2 separate regions of the Homo sapiens genome follow, and region 1 is linked to region 2. Evidence: chromatin loops called from intact Hi-C (ENCODE). Cell type or tissue: dorsolateral prefrontal cortex. All regions are shown on one strand. Links, peaks and the distances in the headings refer to the core of each region. The heading gives the core; the rest is flanking DNA.

What was found. Hi-C counts contacts between places; a loop is a spot of excess contacts. Peaks named below come from ENCODE experiments on the same cell type or tissue, not always from the same donor. Only the 100,000 strongest peaks of a DNase experiment are listed, where the experiment ranks them.
Region 1: it touches region 2 in a loop (4-fold over the local background); 2 of 110 quality-filtered maps call a loop at or near these places.

What each region holds. Positions count from the first base shown.
Region 1 is chr15:23,519,651-23,529,808 of GRCh38, forward strand. No RefSeq gene overlaps it. Among named protein-coding and RNA genes, the nearest start is that of MIR4508, 37 kb to the right of the region's middle. In dorsolateral prefrontal cortex, for the core only: no CTCF peak of the experiment used is centred there; no DNase peak of the experiment used is centred there; H3K27me3 peaks cover 1,098 bases.
Region 2 is chr15:23,439,062-23,449,219 of GRCh38, forward strand. GOLGA6L2 (golgin A6 family like 2) reads right to left here and starts at 8,182. Exons shown (of 8, transcript NM_001304388.2): 1 at 8,037-8,182; 2 at 6,249-6,377; 3 at 5,410-5,439; 4 at 5,101-5,151; 5 at 4,716-5,012; 6 at 3,389-3,447; 7 at 2,918-3,059; 8 at 1-2,621. The coding sequence starts at 8,120. The coding sequence ends at 684. In dorsolateral prefrontal cortex, for the core only: no CTCF peak of the experiment used is centred there; no DNase peak of the experiment used is centred there; H3K27me3 peaks cover 2,679 bases.

The sequences.
Region 1 (10,158 bases), core at 3,508-7,507, 80 kb after region 2:
TCCCATGGCCTACTGCAGTCACCAGAGAATCTGTTACAGACCCATATAATGGAAATTAACATGGGGCCAAGCAGATTTCCCAGACAAGGTTTTTATTTCTGGGCTTGTATTCCAGTGCAAGGGAGACAGTGGAGGTGCAAGGATTCTTTAGCTGGCCCTCCAAAAAGAGCCAGTATAGAATTTTTAGTAGGCAAAGCATGGGAATTGACATCAGGGGTAGGGTATGGAGGCTGGGTTGGGCACAGCACGTGAGGAGTAGGGTACACAGGTCAGCATATCTGGTTGCGATGGTTGTCTTGAGTAATGGGCCACCAGGTGGTCTAGTCAACAGCAGCAAGGCTGTAAATCAGTTGTTCAACATTCCTTCCCAAGGTGGGACACTCAGCAACCTTGGTTCAGTATTTCTGATCTCCTAAGGCCAGTTCCTGGAATGAAGTAAAAGGACTATTCGCAGATATGGAATCAATGAGGTAGTGGTATGGGTTTTGTGATCAGTGAGAATGCATGAAACAATGCTCTAGCGGGGATGAGCTGAAGCCAAACCCCATCCCTGCTCTGTCTCAATTCCTGTGTCTCTTCCAGGTTGGCATGGCACACTGGTAGTTCAACAGTTCTGGGGTCTCAGTGGCACCCCAACCCCTGTGGCTACCCTAGGCATTGCCCTAATGGAGACTTTCTGTGGTGGCTTTGCCCCATGTTTCTGCCCCTAGATTTTCCATAGCATCCTTTGAAATCTACTGGTCAAGCAAAGTGTGGCATGGTTTTTTTTTTTTTTCCTCTTAGAGTAAAATGAGAGAAGGGAGAAATTATTTAAAGACAGAATTTATAATTCAAATGGAATCAGAACGGAAAGATGTAGAAAACCCTAAGCTTGGCCATGTAAAGAATAAAGAAATACGTTCAGGAGAGAATGCTAATGGTGTGGCAAAGTGACCATTTTCTAAAGAGATTAATATGGATAAAAGAAAGCCAGGTTCTAGTCATCAAGCAATTGGAAAATGAACTTGAAGGTAGTTCAGAAGAATCTTAGAGGCAAGGTAGGACCTGGAGGCTACCAGGGAGCCACAGCTCTTGCACGCTGCACACCTCTAGAATTAGCACCATGTGCACGCTGCACACCTCTAGAATTAGCACCATGTGCACGCTGCACACCTCTAGAATTAGCACCATGTGCACGCTGCACACCTCTAGAATTAGCACCATGTGCACGCTGCACACCTCTAGAATTAGCACCATGTGCACGCTGCACACCTCTAGAATTAGCACCATGTGCACGCTGCAGAGTTTACTGCTTCTACTTTCGGAAGCAGTAAGTTAAGCAGCACTTGAGCCCACTTGAGCCAAGGCTGGGGTGACCAAAGAGTGCTGCCCCAGAATGTGGGGAACAGAGTCTTGAGGTAGCCCGGGGTAGCCAGTTCTGAGATCTTGTATATGCCTCTTTTTGAAAATGTAGCCCTCAAGGTCCTACCTTGCCAGAAATCCTATTGCTCTAAAGTTCTGCCTTCCAGAAAGTCCTAGGACATGAACAAAATTATGACAAGTTCTTTGCAACCATTTAACAAGAATGGCCTTTAACTCCAGCTTCCAATGCCTTGTTCCTCAGTTCCATCTAGTATTTTGTCAGAATAGCTTTTACTGTTTATATTTTGACCAGCATTCTAATTATTACCACTTAAGTGATACCTAAGAAATTCTAGATTTTGGCTGGGCGCAGTGGCCCATGCCTGTAATCCCAGCACTTTGTGAGGCCAAGGTGGGCAGATCACCTGAGGTCAGGAGTTTGAGACCAGCCTGGCCAATGTGGTGAAACCCCATCTCCACTAATAATAAAAAAGTCGCCAGTTGTGGTGGCATGTGCCTGTGATCCAGCTACTTGGGATGCTGAGGCAGGAGAATCCCTGGAACCTGGGAGGCAGCGGTTGCAGTGAGCCCAGATCGTACCACTGCACTCCAGCCTGGGTGACAGAGTGAGACTCTGTCTCAAAAAAAAAAAAAAAACAAAACAAAAAATTCCAGATTTTCCCTGCAGTTCTCTTTTTCTGAGCCCTCAACAGAATGGGTCCCTAATGCTCTGTTCACAGTGATACAGTCTTTTTCTAGCCTATTTCTCCAAATTCTTTCAGCCTCTGCCCATTATGCAGTTCCAAAGCCACTTCCACATTTTCAGGTGTTTGTTATATCAACACTCCCATTTATTGGTATGAAATTTTTGTCTTATTCCATTTTGTGCTGCTATGTCAGAATACTACAAACTGAGTGATTTATAAACAATTGAAATTTGTTTGATTCATAGTTCTGGAGGCCAGAAAGTTCAGGGGGCTGGCATCTGGTAAGGGCCTTCTGGCTGAATCATAACATAAAGAAAGGTATCACATGGTGAGAGAGATCAAACTCATAGCCTCAAGCTCTTTTATAATCCACATTAACCCATTCATAAGGGTGGAACCCTTATGACCTAAACACTTCCCATTAAGCCCCACTTCCCAAAACTTTTGCATTTAGAATTAAGCTTCCTTCACATTGTTTTTTAGAGGACACATTTAATCCATATAAATAACTAAGAAATACTGACCCCTGAAATAGGTCTTTGCCAAACACAGGCTGTGACCAGAAACATACCAGAATGCCCAGCCCTGGAAACTGTGGCTTCAGTGGCCTGTCATTTTTTTTTTTAGACAGAGTCTTGCTCTGTTGCCCAGGCTGGAGTGCAGAGAGGTGCGATCTGGGCTCACTGCAAGCTCCGCCTCCTGGGTTCACGCCATTCTCCTGCCTCAGCCTCCCGAGTAGCTGGGACTACAGTCACCCGCCACCATGCCCGGCTAATTTTTTGTATTTTTTGTAGAGGTGGGGTTTCACCGTGTTATCCAGGATGGTCTCGATCTCCTGACCTCGTGATCTGCCCAGCTCAGCCTCCCAAAGTTCTGGGATTACAGGCGTAAGCCACCACACCCAGCCTGTCATTCTGATTGCCCTAGGGTGCGTCACCAACTGAGCCGGTATCTAGCCCCCAAAGTTTAACCAATTAGTAAAGTTCATTATTAATATTGTAACAACTAGAAAACTTGGGCAAAGAACAATGTGGCAAACACCAGAAAGCACAGAAACAAGCAACAAGGCTAAAGCACAAGCTTGCCATAGGTGGAAGTTCTGTACCAAGCCTCTTTTATGGTGGACTGGAATTGATTCACAAGCCAAGTGAAGTCCCTCCCTGCAGCCATGCAAGATTCCGTGGTCATGGCCATCCTGTTTGAGATGCCAACTGCTTTTTAAGATTAAACAATTATTTTGATGGCAGGACACAACACAATAACACTCAAATAGAAGAGAAGTAGAAGTTTTTGTTATATACAGCTCCAAAGGAGAGGAGATTGCCAGGTAGGGTGAAACAGGGGATTGCATCAGAAGACAGGGTAAGGTAATAGCAACATGGAACTGTAGGGGGAAACTTACATATGGCAAATAGGGTGGGGTTAGCTAGGTTTTGTGAACTCCTCATGGATTGTCTAATTTGAATACTCTTTTAGGCCCCAGGGTATAGGAGCTGTCCCTAGATGTCTGGTACCTGAATCCGGTGCACTTAAGGCTGATGCATGATGGCCCAGAGGGTGAGATTCTAATAAGGAAAGTGGTTGGGGTACGGACTTACTGAGCTGTTTAAGAAGAGGAACTGACCAGCCTCTAGCAAGAACCTCAAAATTGAGTGAAGATTAAAAACAATCAAACAAATGAAAACCCCACTATATAACATAGATATTCTGTCCTAGCTAACTCGATGACACAGGATGAACCTCTCACCCAAAACTGGGTTTAGATATCCGAATTGATAAGACTCACACACAACTCAAGAGGGTATAAATATGTTTACTGCTCACATAATGAAGATTTCCGGGGAAAGCAAGGCAGCTCCAAAGCAGGTCCAAAAATGGCTTAAGAGAATGAAAAAAGAAAATGGACTTGTGGTTTTGAAGGTAGTTAGGAGTGTGGCTGGGATGAGCATTCCATTGCATGGTTTTAATTTCCTGCTCCTGCACCAAAGGATGGAGTACCCACATTTTCTTATCATATTGTCTATATGTGAGGTAGAAATGGAAGCGTGAGCTATGGAACTTGAAAGCTGTCAGAAGTCAAATATCAAAAATGAATGATGCCTTTTAGACACATAGCTTGAACTACAGAATATGGCTGAACTATGATGCAAGATAAACACCTGCCTTTATTGTCCAAGATTAAACAAAGTATCTCCTTAAGGCATTTCAGCCCCGCATCAACTATAGCTTCTAGAGACCATAGACTTCTACCAATTTTTCATTCGTTGCAAAAAAGTAATTGAGAGATTGAGAGGCTACATAGGGACTGCAAGATAGCAAGCAAGGCCTTTTGGAATATAAGCTTTTAGGTGTTAAAGTTGCATTTTAGCTTTAGGTTTGAAATTGCATTTATTAGTGTACTTAGGCAAATTTCATGTTGAATATGAATGAATATTGCATTTTCATGAATGAATATTACAATTTACATTTTTATATCTGTGGTTACTGTAGTTTTTATTCTTTATCCTTTCTAATAAGTTTCATAGATTTTTACAAAAAGAGTTATCAATTTTGACATTATTGACAGGAAATGCATAAGAAGCAAGTTTGTTCCATTTGGATTGTACAATCTTTTTTTAAAAAATTGTGTTCTGCCTGGGCACGGTGGCTCATCACTGTAATCCCAGCCCTTTGGGAGGCCGAGGCGGGTGGATCATGAGGTCAGGGGATCGAGACCACCCTGGCTAACACGGTGAAACCCCATCTCTACTAAAAATACAAAAAATTAGCCGGGCGTTGTGGCGGGTGCCTGTAGTACCAGGTACTTGGGAGGCTGAAGCAGGAGAATGGAGTGAAACCGGGAGGTGGAGCTTGCAGTGAGCCAAGATCGCACCACTGCACTCCAGCCTGGGCGACAGAGCAAGACTCCATCTCCAAAAACAAAACAAAACAAAACAAAACTGTTTTCTACTACTATATCCTCAACACAGATAACTTCTGATATCAGATATGTGGGGATCTCTCCCCATACACCACGAAATTCTCTAGCAAACTCACAAAAGCTAGGAAAACAGTTTACTTATTATTGCTAACTTATTACAAAGGGCATTTCAAAAGATACAGATGAATAGCCACATAAAGAGATACATAGGGTGAGGTCTAGAAAGGTCCCAAATGCAGGAGCTTCTGGCCTCATGGAATTGGGGTGTGCCACTCTCCTGACACGTGGAAATGTTTCTATTCATTAGCCCGGAAGCTCCCCAAGCCCCATACGTTAGGGATTTTTCTATTTTTTTTTTTTTTTTGCTGGATGCATCATCACATAGGGATGATCAATTATTAACTCAATTTCAAGCCCAATTAGTCATTAACAGTCAGTCCATTTCATCACACAGTGTGACCAGAATGTTTCCTAGAGGGATGCCACTCAGGTTTGCAGGCTGCCATTCAACTTTGTCAGGTTTCAAAAGCAGGGGTGGTCTTGGAAAACACATTGCTTCACCCTTCTGGGCATCTGGTATAATTGTGCTAGGAGATAATATCATTCTCTTGCTCTGAGCCTCTCTTGAGGTATTAATACAACATTAGGCTTCTCTCATTGCATAATCCACTTATTTAGTCTTTTACCCTCAGCTATTATTTCTCCTTCTCTCCATTTGACATTTATTTTTACTCAAACTCTCCACCTTTTAGAGGGATAATGTGCTCAACCACTGTCTTGGTCTACAGTACTGCTAGCAATACTATTCTACCAAGTGCCTTGCTCTCAGCTCAGTCCCACTGATACAGGCTGAGGTTACATAGAGATAAAAATACGAGCTATTCTAACCACTAGGAAACATGGTAGCATTCACTGTCAACCCCAACTGTGCCAGTCCATCCTTCAGGCTTTTGGAAATTCTGGCCTAAAGTTTAAAGGTATAGGTATAGTTTCTTGCTTAGGAATCAGCCTGCTTCCAGTACCTGCAGTTGCACCCCTGGTCTTGGAATCACTGCATCAGGTAGGAAAAAAGACAACTGAGGAGATATGGGGAAGAATTGTGTAGTTGTATTAGAATCCTTCCCCAACCTCTTGGTATGGTTTGGATTTGTGTTCCCTCCAAATATCATGCTGAAATGTGACCACCAATGTTAGAGGTGGGCCTAGTGGGGGGCATTTGGGTCATGGGATTGGATCCCTTATGAATGGCTTAGCATCATACTCTTGATGATGAGTGAGTTCCTTCTCAGTTACTTCACACAAGATCTGGTTGTTTACAAGAGTCTGGGAGTTCCTCTTCTCTCTCTTGCTGCCTCTCTCACTGTGTGACGTGCTGGCTCTCCCTCACCTTCTGTCATGATTGTAAGCTTCCTAAGACCCTCACCTGAAGCAGATGCCAGCACCATGTTTCCTGTACAGCCTGCAGAACTGCGAGACAAAATAAACCTCATTTTCTTTGTAAATTACTCAGCCTCAGGTATTTCTTTACAGTGTAATCAAAATGCTGGTTCAGTCACTCACCACTTGCAGAGCCCAACTGATAAGAGTGAAGTTTGGTATAAAGAAAGTGACTTTGTATTCCAAAGCTAGCTTAGGGGAAAAATTTCCAGCTTCCTGCTTTTAGGGTATCACTTCACTTTTGGAGAAGAATGTGAGCACATTGAAAGGGTACCTAACATGAACAGCATGTGGGTGGTGGGAAAGCAAGCAGGTGAGGGGTCTGCATGTTAGCTTAGTGTTTTATCTACAGCGTGGTCAAGCTGGTGACTGCTGGCATCTTCACGGGCAGGCATACTTTGGGTTGTAAATTGACTGTTATCTCTCGAGGCAACCTGCTGGTGGGTTAGAATTCCTTTTGGGATCTCCTAAGCATGTAGTTAGATGAACTTGCTCTGTAGGGAGTGTCTGGTGAAGGGCAGGTAAAATGCTATATTTGTAATCCTAAAGGGCTAAATAGAAATTGGGGAAAATGAGGAAAGAGAAAAGAAGAGAGAAAGATAATTAAACTCTCTCTTTGAAAAATGGGGGCACTTGGTTACAATTTCCTACTGCCAAGTTCCATTTTTTTTTTCTGTGGGATTTTTGTGTCATATTTATTCTGGCTACTTCCTGCTGAAAGAGGGTATACTCATTGGGTGTCAGGATGAAACTGATCTCTTTGGAGTTGGAAATATTCACAATACCTGGACTTACAGAGGATACTTTTGGACCATTATGGTGCAAGGTCTCTGGGAAAGCCTGTTGTGTATTCTTATTACAGAGGGTGCAACAGCAGAAAACTTCACAACAGAGGGAAATGTCTACTGCAACCAGGGCCAATGTTACAAGCAGCTTTTTCCACCAGGATGGTCCTGACCTGAACCAGGACACTAACCATTGGTCAAGTGACAATGTGGGATAAGGCATAGCTTTGTTTTATTGGTGCATATCTTGCAGGGCTATCTGAGACATTTTCCAAATTGCCTGGGATGTATACACAGAAGTTAGTCTTAATTATAAGGCATGCTCCCCATTTCTAATAGTAACTGGTTGTGATGAAAGATTGGCTAAGTGTATATTCAACAGGTTACAGGAAGAACTGTGAATACTCATGAAGGCAGTCATAATCCTGTCTAGTTCTTGAGAGTAGATTAGTTTTGTAGTTGCATCCCATCTAGGAAGTGACATTGCAGATGGGTGAGGCCTCTGTATATAATGAAGGCAAACAGATTTTTAATAAGAGACATTTCTATGGAAACAGAAGAAAGACAAAGTGTAATGTTAGGCACAATTTATCCATATGTCAGACTCAAAGCATCTTCAGTTATAGAGAGGGAAGGTGGTGGCAGTCTGACAATTTTTTCTTGCCTGTATTACAAGGAATAATGTAATAGTCATTTCATTTAGTCAAAATCTGAAAAACGGAAGAAAAATTTAAAAGTGTTAATTTGAGACTTATATCCCAGAAAGAATTCAGGATTCAGGCCGAATTGCATAGAATAATAAAAAAACAGTGGTCAAGACTGGAGTCTACCAAGTGTACTATAGTTTTTAACCGAAACATATTATTCTCTGTTCAGTCCCAGTTTTTACTAAAGACAAATCATAATAGGAACAATTGATTTGCAAAATAAGTTTTAGTCTTATTACGCTTGACCTGAGTATTTGCAAATAGTGCAGCAAGAATGATTATTGGCCACATACGTTCTTTTTAAATTTGGCTTTGCTGAAACTTTATTCCATAAGGAATCTCAAATTAGACTTTAAAAGCATTTTGAGCCCAGCCATGGCTTTATCTGTGCCTGCAAATATTTGTATGAATTGAGTGAATTCCTCTGCTTGTGGTCCCAAGATAATTTGGGACTCCTTGCTCTGTCAGAAAGTGACATTCTTTACTTACCATAGGCCAGAAACCCTGAGCAGGGACTGCCTAGACAAAGTATGGGGCCAAATTTCCCAAGAAGCTTTTATTGGCTTTATAAGTCAACTTTGATTCTTTAAAAGAGTCTGTTTGTATCTGAAAGTATGCCATTCCAGTCAAAGCCTTGGTAAATAACCAGTTTCTCCAATTGTGTCCTGTTACAAAAGAAAACAGATTCTTATTGGATTAGGCAAATAACTAGACTGCCATAAATTAAATATGCTTACAAGTAGTTCTTACATTCTGGGGAAATCAGGGTAGAGAGAAAGAAATGTCCCTCAAGTTTTGCTTAACGGAAGTGTATTTTACCCAATTGTTAAAAGCTGCAAATAGCTTAAGAGAAAGATTTTTAGACACTGAAAAGCAAAACAAAAAGAATCACTAAATGTTTTAAACAAAAAGAATCACTAAATGTTTTAAACAAAAAGTCACAAAAGATTATTTCGCTCTTCTATTAGTTCAGTCTATGTAATTAACTCCTGTTCTGTGTGATATTCCTGAACACATTGGCTCTCTATGGGAGTCTTGGAAGTTTATTTCTTCTATTTTAATGTCACAATTTCCAAAGTTATGAGAAATTTGCATTCAAGAGTGCCTGTCAGAGTCCTATATCTGTATTATAAAGCTGCCTTTGAAAAGAATCAAAGTAAAATAACTGTTATGGATGATAAAAATCTCAGAGCAGTCACAGTTAAAATCTGGTCATCTCTGTGGCACACATAATTTAATAGAGCTATCATAATTATTACTGATAACATATACTGAGACATAACAATTATATGAATCTTATACAATTTTGGAACACATACTAATAACACACTTACATGAATATATCCTAAAGAAAGTTAAATACTATTTTATATTTGACAATGTTTACTTTGTGATTTTAATATACCAAATAAGTCCCATATGTCTCTTTTGGGCTTGAGAAAACCTAGTATCTAATAGGATTAACCAGATCAAAAAAGGCTTAATTTAGAATTTAACTTTGGAAAGTTTTTCAAATATCAAAGGTTTAAACACTTGATATTATAAATTAGAAACCCAGGTCATTATAAATTAGAGGGAAAATATTTAGCCATTGATAGAGGGCAGAATCACCTTTCCAAACAAAACCCAATACAAACTCTGTGAGGCCAACTGAATCTGTCTTTTTTTCCCTTCCCTTTTTTTCTTCTGTCATTTATTCAAAAGGCGAACAAAACTCTTTCATTATCCTTTACTATTAGATGAAAATCCTGCTCAAAAGAGGAAGCCAAATTTTACCTTTGCAACAGTGTTCCATTAATTAAACCTGATTCTTAATAAAACCTTATAAACAAATCTATTCAATCTTAATTACTTTAACCATAATGTAAGATTTCAATAAGCCTTATATAACCCTTAAAAATTTTTTGTTAAGCATCAGGTCAACTCTCTAAAAAAAAAAACCATGCTATTCAGACACATGGACCTAGATTCTGGCCCTGCATCAGTGTGCTTTTGTTCTAATGTTTAATTTCCAGAAGAATGAATTAATCCCCTTCAAATCATAGCCAACTTCCTCTTATCTACAGAACTCCCTTTACAAGATCAAAATTTAACAAATTGTTTACAACTTGTTTAAACCTTCGGTTTAGTCCTGTTACTATTTTAGGTTAGGACATCCTTAAAAACCTCTGAAACAGACAAAATTATATCCCCTTTAACAAAATCATATTTCCATGCCTTCTTAAAATCTTTTACCAAAAACACATTCTACTTTCCCTATA
Region 2 (10,158 bases), core at 4,280-8,279:
GAATGCCATAAAACAAAACAAGACTAAATGAGAAAGACCAAGAAGAAAAACAATAGAAACATACATAGATATCAGAGTCCTCAGGTAGAAACTTTTTTTTTTTTTTTGAGATGGAATCTCGCTCTGTCATCCAGGCTGGAATGCGGTGGTGTGATCTTGGCTCACTGCAGCCTCCTGAGTAGCTGTGATTACAGGCGTGCACAACCACGCCCGGCTAACTTGTATTTTTAGTAGAGACGGGGTTTCATCATGTTGGCCAGGCTGGTCTTGAACTCCTGACCTCAGGTGATCCACCCCCTCTAGGTCTCCCAAAGTGCTGCGGTTGTAGGTTTCGGCCACAAGGCCTGGCTAGTATTTTACCACAATTTAAAGTAAATTTTCTTTTCTTTTTTTTTTTTTTTTTCAAGTTTGTGCTCAGACTATATTCACACAGTGACATGGCGGCTTATGCTTCTGTAGGCCTTGTTGACAGTGCCAACTTTTAGATATTGATGATCTTCATCTTTCTCTTGTCTCCTCGGTAGAAGAATGGGATGCAGGAGGTACTGCCTAATCCTGGGCACTGCTGGGCGTTCTTCATCCCACAAAACAGCTGCATGATCTCCTGTGCAGTGGGGTTGTCCTGCGGAGAACCCTCCCCAGCCTCTCCTCCTGCAGGCTCCACACTGCCAGTGTGGCTCATATTACAAAGAACTTTGGAGGGAGGGAGGCAGGGCTCTGAGCACCGCTCCTCGTGCTCTGGCAGCCTCTCCTGCATCTTCTCTTTCTGATCTCGTATCCTCTCCTCCTTCTCTCGCATCTCCTCCTGCCCCCACATCTTCTCCTCCTGCCCCCACATCTTCTCCTCCTGGCCCCACATCTTCTCCTCCTGGCCCCGCATCTTCTCCTCCTGCTCCCGCATCTTCTCCTCCTGGCCCTGCATCTTCTCCTCCTGCTCCCGCATCTTCTCCTCCTGGCCCTGCATCTTCTCCTCCTGCTCCCGCATCTTCTCCTCCTGCTCCCGCATCTTCTCCTCCTGCTCCCACATCTTCTCCTCCTGCTCCTGCATCTTCTCTTCCTGCTCCCACATCATCTCCTCCTGCTCCTGCATCTTCTCTTGCTGCTCCTGCATCTTCTCCTCCTGCGTCTTCTTCTTCTCCCGCATCTTCTCCACCTGCTGCCACATCTTCTGCTCCCGCATTCTCTCCTCCTTCTCCCGCAGCCTCTCGTCCTGCTCCCACATCCTCTCCTTCTGGTCCCACATCTTCTGCTCCTGATCTCCTGCTCCTGCATCTTCTCGTGTTCCCACAGCTTCTCCTTCTGTTCCGGCAGCCTCTGCTGCTCCCACATCTTCTTCTTCCTGCTCCCACATCTTCTCCTCCTGCTCCCACATCTTCTCCTCCTGCTCCTGCATCTTCTCTTCCTGCTCCCACATCTTCTCCTCCTGCTCCCGCATCTTCTCTTCCTGCTCCTGCATCTTCTCCTCCTGCTCCCGCATCATCTCCTCCTCCTCCCGCATCTTCTTCTCCCGCTCCCGCATCCTCTCCTCCTCTCGCATCTTCTCCTCCTGGTCCCATGTCTTCTTCTCCTGCTCCTGCGTCTTCTTCTCCTCCCGCATCTTCTCCTCCTGCTGCCACATCTTCTTCTGCTCCCGCATTCTCTCCTCCTTCTCCCGCAGCCTCTCGTCCTGCTCCCACATCCTCTCCTCCTGGTCCCACATCTTCTGCTCCTGATCCCGCATCTTCTCCTCCTGCTCCCACATCTGCTTCTCCTGCTCCTGCAGCCTCTCCTCCTGTCTCCACATCTTCCTGCTCCCGCATCTTCTCCTGCCGCCACATCTTCTTCTCCTGCCCCCACATCTCCTCCTGGTCCCGTATCTTCTCCTCCTGCTCCCATATCTTCTCCTCCTGCTCCTGCATCTTCTCCTGTTCCCACAGCTTCTCCTTCTGTTCCGGCAGCCTCTGCTGCTGCCACTCCTTCTCTTCCTGCTCCCACATATTCTCCTCCTGCTTCTGCATCTTCTCCTCCTGCTCCCGCATCGTCTCCTCCTCTTCCCGCATCTTCTTCTCCCGCTCCCGTATCCTCTCCTCCTCTTGCATCTTCTCCTCCTGGTCCCGCGTCTTCTTCTCCTGCTCCTGCATCTTCTTCTCCTCCCGCATCTTCTCCACCTGCTCCCACATCTTCTCCTGCTCCCGCATCCTCTCCTCCTTCTCCCGTAGCCTCTCGTCCTGCTCCCACATCCTCTCCTCTTGGTCCCGCATCTTCTGCTCCTGCTCCCGCATCTGCTTCTCCTGCTCCCACAGCCTCTCCTCCTGTCTCCACATCTTCTCTTCCTGCTCCCGCATCTTCTCCTCCTGCTCCCACATCTTCTCCTCCTGCTCCTGCATCTGCTCCTCCTGCTCCCGCAGCTTCTTCTGCTCCCGCAGCTCCTTCTCCTGCTCCCGCAGCTCCTTCTCCTGCTCTCGCAGCCTCTTCTCCTGTCTCCGCATCTTCTCCTCCTGCTCCCGCATCTTCCCCTCCTGCTCCCGCAGTCTCTCCTCCTGTCTCCACATCTTCTCCTCCTGCTTCCGTATCTTCTTTTCCTGCTCCCGTAGCTCCTCCTCCTGCCTCCACATCTCCTCCTGCAAAGTGTTGGTTTGAACCTCAAAAGGAAATAGACTTATGAACTAGCTATATAAATGTAATCTATAAAATAACAGTTTTCATCTATGATTCTTTAAAAAAAATTTTTAAGCCTTAACACTGAGGTTCTGATTTCCCAGGCAGGGCCCCAAATTTGTAGATTTTTAGCACACTCTAGAGGATTCTATGGTGGGACCAGAACAAGGACCCAAATTTTCCAGCTCTTGGCTGGACCCTCCCCATACCTTGCATGATCCCTAGACCATGGTCCTAGCTGGATGGGTCTCCCACAACCCCTGGGGCTGCAGCCGCTCACCTGTGGCAGCAGGAACTTGGCCCTCTCCAGTTTCCTTTTTAGCTCCTTCACGTTGAGCTGGATCTCAGACTTTTCAGATTCTGCAAGTCGAAGTTTTTCTTGTAGTTCGGCATTTTTCTTCTTCAGCTCCTCATTGGTTATGCTATGGCCCGAGGCAGTAGAGAAAGGAATGAACGAAGAACAGAAAGGACTGCTTTGGTGATCAACCCTCTACTCTCGCCCCACAAGCACAGAACCGTGGCACTGGAAGGGACCCCAGGAATTAAAAGTCCCAGGTGGCAGGCCAGAGAGAAGACATGAGTTGCCTGAGGCTACCCCATGAGTCAGTGGCACAGCCGGCACTAGAGCTTCCCTGTGCACACATGTAAACCTGTATGACCCCCTACCATGCTCACCTGTACCCCCCACCTCCCAGCACACCACCCACGCTAAGGGCCCCCAGACCTCCCATCCCACCTTCCCCCATCCTACGTGTTCCTGTACAGTTCCAGACTCAGGGCGTCCCTCTCCTTTGTTAACTCCTCGATGTACTGCAAATAGAGAAAGGTTAAGTCAGGACAGAGCAGGCAGAAGAGCAGCTGGCCGACCAGGAACAACAGCTACACTGATACTCCACAGTAACACTCCCTCACTCTCCATCACACCCGACATGTTCTCAAGGCAATTCCAAGCCCATGGTCTCATTTTTTTTTCTTTTTTTTTTTCTCCTTTTCTTCTTTTAGAGATGGAGTTTTGCTCTTGTTGCCCAGGCTGGAGTGCAATGGCGCAATCTCGCCCCATGACAACCTCTGCCTCCCGGGTTCAAGCAATTCTGCCTCAGCCTCCTAAGTAGCTGGGATTACAGGCATGCGCTACCACACCTGGCTCTCACTTGTTTTTCAGAGAACTCAGTAAGGGTAGAAGGGACAGGGAAAGAGACTGAATTGATAGCTGGCTAACAGGGGCCCAGAGAGATCAGATAATATTGCTATTGCTATTACTGTTATTACTGCCACTGTTGGAACCTTTCTTGAGTGCTTCACCAGGCACTATGCTAACAATCCCATTTAATCCTCACAACCTCCATAGGAGACGGTTACCATTATTACCTCTATTGTATAGATGCAAAACATGGGGTATTAAAAGTTAAATGGTTGCCTAAGATCACTTTGACAGAGCTGGGATTTCAACACCCAGGTGTATCTGATTCTCTAAGCCCATTCTTTCCCTGGGGGTAGGGGCACAGATAAGAAGGAGGAAATTAATCCTTTGTTGACTTTTTGAAAGAACGATACATTGGCATAGTCCAAAACTCAGAAGGTAGAGAAGGGAAATATCTACCCCACACACACTGTTCCTGTCTCCTGAGTTTTTTATGAATCCTTACAAATATGTTTTTATGTATGTTACCATAATACGTACACACACACACACACACACACACGCACATGCACACTTATGTGTGTTCCCTCTCTCTACACAAATGGTAACATACTAAAGATACTCTTCTGTACCTTCATGGTACAAATACCTTAACCCCTGCCTAGGACTTGGTCAAGGCCACAGCCAAGTATGGGCAGGGCAGGCTCTTGGCCTTGGAGCTCTGTGTCCAGTGCTCGCTCCCCACAGTGCCCCCCAACTCACCCACAGCAGCTGACTCAGCCCCAACCTGCCTCTAATAACCACACACAAAAGCAGCAAGAAATGACCCATACTATCTTCTGGGCAGGACACTGCATCCTGCAGGAGGGACCTTTAGGCTCATTCCTCCATCTGCGAAGCTGGGATCCCAGGAGACTGGGGAGGTGATTGGACTTACCCTGTCTGCCTTCTTGTGCCATGTGGACACAGCAGAGAGAGCCCGCTGTAACTCTCCTGCAAAGTGCCAGGAATGATGCAAGCGGCCGGCGAGATCCTTGGACTCTCCTGGAATGAGAGAGGTTGAGACACAGCCCAAAGGACTCCCCCTAAAGGCCTGTGAAAGTGCCAGGTTGAAGGATGATGGGGTGCCCAGGTTCCCATCTTCAAATTTCCTGGCAGCATCCTGGCTGTAATAGAGCGCTGTCTCCAGTTCAGTTTTCTGACACGTGAGAATTCGTATTGTATGATCCTGGGCCTTTGGGAGAAAAGACAAGCAAGTGCTGAAAGAGAAGCAAAAAAACCTTCTCCAGAGGACAGGAGGGAACTTCACACCCTCCACTCACCTCTATCTCCCGCCTTAGGGCTTCCTGATGTTGGTGGCTTGCCTTCTTTTCCTATAGAAAGAGGAAGACAGAGCTCTTACTAGGGGGAGGCAGAGATCCACAGCAAGAGACATGCCCCCAGAATGGCACCAATGCCCCAGGACAGGCGCACCCATGGGACCAGGTTATCAGGGACCCTGTGGGGATGGGGTGGAATCTTGGCGGTGAGCCTTCTTCCCCAAGCTGGGAGTAGGCGAGATGAGACGGGCCTCTACATCTGAGTGCCCTCCAAACCCAGCAGTCATGTCGTGAGCAAACAAATCACGTTACTTCTTTCAGCTGCGCTCGGTTCTGTTGTGTCTGTGGGGAGAGTCAAAGGAAGGTGACTGAGGGTGGCCCCCTGGACTCTATTCCCCAGGCCAGGAAGCGGTACGCAGGGGTCAGGAATGGATTTTAAAGGGCAACGTTCTCAGACCCAATGGGAACATGAAGTGGTAAACTCTCAACTCCCAAAGAAGAGATTTGGGTCTTTGTTGGTTTTTGCCCTCAGCCACGGAACTGAAAGTCTGAAACTAGATTATCTCAAAAAGACAGTAACATAAACCTTCAGAGATGGAGTGTGAGAAAAGCCCACCCTTCTGCTAGCTTGTGATTTAGAAAGGTGCATTCATTCAACAAGCATTGAGCAAGCACATAGGGGCCGGGGACGGTTCTTCACTGCTGGGATATAGGACGGAAAAGGCAGACAGGAGCCCTTGGCCCCAAGGTTTCCATTCTAGTGAATCTTTAAATCTCAGACTCTCAGAGCAAACAGAACCTCTGATACTCTAACTCTACCTCCTCAGGAAACGGAAGCCCAAAGAGGAGGGGAGCTTACAGCAGGCCCTGGACTAGGGATTAACACAAAAACAACAGCAACAAATCTGATTTAAGCTTCACACATGTAAGTAAAACATTACCATCCCCATTTTACAGATGTGAAAAGAGAGGCCCAAAGAGCTCAAGCAATTTTCCCTAAACCGTGTCCCTCGCAGATGGAGAGAGAAGTAGGACTCAAACCCAGAATTCTTAGCCAGTACCCGGCAGTTCTTCCTTCCACAATCTTAACAGTTACCCTCGACCTCCCCTTGTGCCCCTTGTCCTCAGGAGACCGGCCAGCCAAGACCCACATCCTCAGGTGAATGGCAACCCTCCGAAGTGGTTGTCTCAGGGTTAGTGCCATTATTTATTTTCTTCTTTTTGGTGTCAGTTGCTCTGGTACCAACACCAGCAATGTTCCACTGACGATAGTCTGTAAACTGTGGAAAAGAGGAGCAGTGATACTCATGAGAACTACAAGCTCCTACAGTCACTTTACAGTTTATACAAAATACTCTCATAGACGATCTGATTTAATGCCACCAACGACCGTACGAGGTGTTGTCGCAATCACTTAGTGACTGAGAGGGATTGATACCATGGCTAAAAAAAAGGCAATAATGGAACTTAAACTCAGTCTTCTGATTCTGAGCTCTGGGGTTTTGCCACAAATCGCAGCTGCCAGGGGCCAAAACCAGAGGCAGAGGTAGAAAAGTAAAAAGTAGACAGGAAAGTGTACACTGTTTGGTTTAGAGTCGTACATCCTCACACATCTGTTAGTGTGAAGAAGTGCACCACTACCTCTCAGACTTTTACATCAATGTATCCTCAGGGCAGAAGGCAGCTTTTCTGTTAAATCTGGGAATTTAACAGAAAGAGGACAACCCAAGATTCATTTCAGTGAGAAGTCTGGTATACTTTTAGAAATCCGTGTGACTGTCATCCGTAAGAACATTAATGTTTTGTCTCTCTCAAGAGAATCAAGGGAAACTGATGCTTCAGAAAGATGCCCCATATGTATCCTGTGGCACTCAAAGTACCCCAGGTTGAGATGCGATGAGGAAGATTCAAGTTGTCAAGTTCAGTTTCCCAAGATCTATTCCACAGAAGATGAGCAAATCTCACTTCAGAGATCACTGACTGATGGGCAATCTGGTCCCAGAACCATGGAGAATTCAAATATGAGGTGGAGAACTTAGAGAAAACTGTTAAAGTCTCTCTGGAGAGTAGAAGCCTGGGAGAAAACCAAACCAAACCCGTTCTCCCATTTCCACCAAGAGACAATGTCAACATTTTGAGTTCACAGGGGGAGGTGTAGGCTTTTCAAACTGTCAATGTCTGTGTTAAGGGAGTAAGGCAGCCTGAAACTTCTCGCTGCTAGGTCACATGGTCCCTACTCCCCTTCCAGCTGGAAATCTGTGATGCAACCAGAGGAAGCAGAAACAGGGTGAGAACACTTAGGGGACGGGTCCTAAGATCAAAGGCCAGTCTTGCAGCAGTAATGACAGTTCCTAGAGGGACTGTGACACCACTACATTTCACTCCTCTGTGGGGTGGTGGAGGGCCAGGGACACATCAGTGCTATGCCCAAGTTGCCTCTTTGAGGTTGGGGAGGGGTTCGCAGGGTTGGGACCCAGGTCCTTGGAGACGTGAGCCCAAAGAGCCCAGGGAGGTAGGGCTTGGGGCGACGGGAGGTGAGGGCCAAGTATGGAGCGGGGAGCCCCAGGAGTCACCTGCCCAAAGTCACCCTGGGGCGACTGGTGAGGGCAGGTGCTGGGACACACAGGTCCTTGGAGACACAATCCCAAAGGGCCCAGGGAGGTCAGTTTTGGGGTAATAGGAGGTGAGGGCGGAGTACGGAGTGGAGAGCCCCAGGGTTCACCGGCTCAGTCACCCTGGGGTCACTGGCAAGGGCCGGGGCAGGACTGCTGAGGGGGTGGGGCTGGCTGAGAAGATTTTGATTGGGGGAGCCCAGCGGCACTGGGGGGGACCCAGCCCAGTGTGCCTCTGGAATGGCATGGACTCTGGCAGATGTTCTGCCATGGGAGGGGGCCTGGGGCTGGGTTGGGGTTGGGGTGCCGCAACCCAGTGAGTTTTACCTTTTTCTTGGCCTCAGCCAATTTGTTCTGTCTGGTTTTTTCTGACATCATGGGGTGGGGAGGGAGGTGGGGTTGGGGCCACATCAGCGTGATTCAGACGAGGACAAGGATACACCTCCAGTCACGTACCACGCAGCTATGTGACTGAGCCAGAGGAGGTGTAACCAGGGCTGCACTAGAATGCAGAATAGGGGCGTGGCCTTAATGCTTCAAGCCCATTGGTCAGTGAGAAAGATGAAAGGGAAAGGAGGCGGGGCCAGGCAGCCACGTGTCATGAAGGACCTGTGATGTCACAAGGAAAGCCGCCCATGCAACTGCTGTCCCCGCCCACTCCAGGAGAGGGGCGGGGCTGGCTTTCACTTTAAAAACTTTAAACCTTTATCACCTTAATTGAGATACAAATCCTATTAAAATGGAAAATTTACAGCATGCTTGATGATTAATAAAGCAGACTATATTATCCAACATTCCAGTAAGATAATCACAGTGATTTCTCTTTTTTGGAAAAAGTTTCTCTTATTCTCCTACATTATTGTTAAGTTTTTTTGAAAAAAAAAAAACAAGAAACATGTCTGATATCTTTAAAAACACAAAGCTTTTGAGCTGGGTGCAGTGGCTCATGCCTGTAATCCCAGCATTTTGGGAGGCTGAGGCGGGTGGATCACCTGAGGTCAGGAGTTCAAGACCAAAATTTTAGTATGTATTTTAGTATTTATTTTAGTATTTAATGCATCATTTAGGGCTACATGTAGTCACAGAAAAAATAAATCTGATTCAGTGACTTAAAGAAATATAGATTTCATGGCCGGGCGCGGTGGCTCATGCCTATAATCCCAGCACTTTGGGAGGCCGAGGCGGACGGATCACGAGGCCAGGAGTTCAAGACCAGCCTGGCCAATATGGTGAAACCCCATCTCTACTAAAAATACAAAAATTAGCTGGGCATGGTGGCGTGCATCTGTAGTCCCAGCTACTCTGGAGGCTGAGGCAGAAGAATCGCTTGAACCCAGGAGGCAGAGGTTGCAGTGAGCCGAGATCATGCCACTGCACTCCAGCCTGGGTGGCAGAGCGAGACTCTGTCTCAAAAAAAAAAAAAAGAAATATAGATTTCATTTTTGTCACTTAAAACGTGCAGAGGAAGGCAGTCCAGGGTTCTTTTCCGTTTCCTGATACTTCCTTAGCCATGTTTTTATTTTTGTGGTTACAATGTGGCTGTTGTTTTTCCAGGCCTTGGATTGCCTTCCAGGGAGGGAAAGAGGAAAGGTCAAAAGGCTGAGTCTGTCTCTTTTTAGCTGAAAAACATAGATTTCTCAAAAGTTTTAAGATTATACTGATATTCAATTTTCATCTGTTTTTTTGTTTTGTTTTGTTTTTTTGAAACGCAGTCTTGCTCTGTTGCCAGGCTGGAGTGCAGTGGCACGATCTCGGCTCACTGTAACAACCTCCTTCTCCACGGTTCAAGCAATTCTCCTGCCTCAGCCTCCCGAGTAGCTGGGACTACAGGCATGTGCCACCACGCCTGGCTCATTTATTGTATTTTTAGTAGAGACAGGGTTTCACCATGTTGGCCAGGATGTTCTCGAACTCCAGACCTCGTGATCTGCCTGCCTCTGCCTCCCAAAGTGCTGGGATTAGAGGTATGAGCCACTGCATCTGGCCTGCAGTTTTCATCTTTTGGCTGCAAATAAGTTGTGTCATTATTCTCAGCTATGGGAGTGTTTAACTGGGCATGTTGCTTCCTCTCTGTTAGATAGGTTTTAGGATTTATGAATAGGTACTGAATTTTATCAATTGCTTTTTTCTTTCTTGATTGAGCATTTTTTTCTTATCTTTTTATGTTGATAAGGTAACTTAGTGATTGGCTTTTGAATGTCTAACCTTGCATTTCTGGAATTAAATCAACTTTGTTGTGATATATGATTAATACCATTTTATATGTGGTTGAGATGGGCTTGCTCATAGTTCATTTGGTAATTTTATACTTAACGTTCACAAGAGGAAGTGGAGTCTCAGTTTTTTTCCTGGTGATGTCTTGTTAGGTTTTTTTTTTTTCTTTTTTGTGAAGAAGTCTTGCTCTGTTGCCCAGGCTGGAGTGCAGTGGCGCGATCTGGGCTCACTGCAA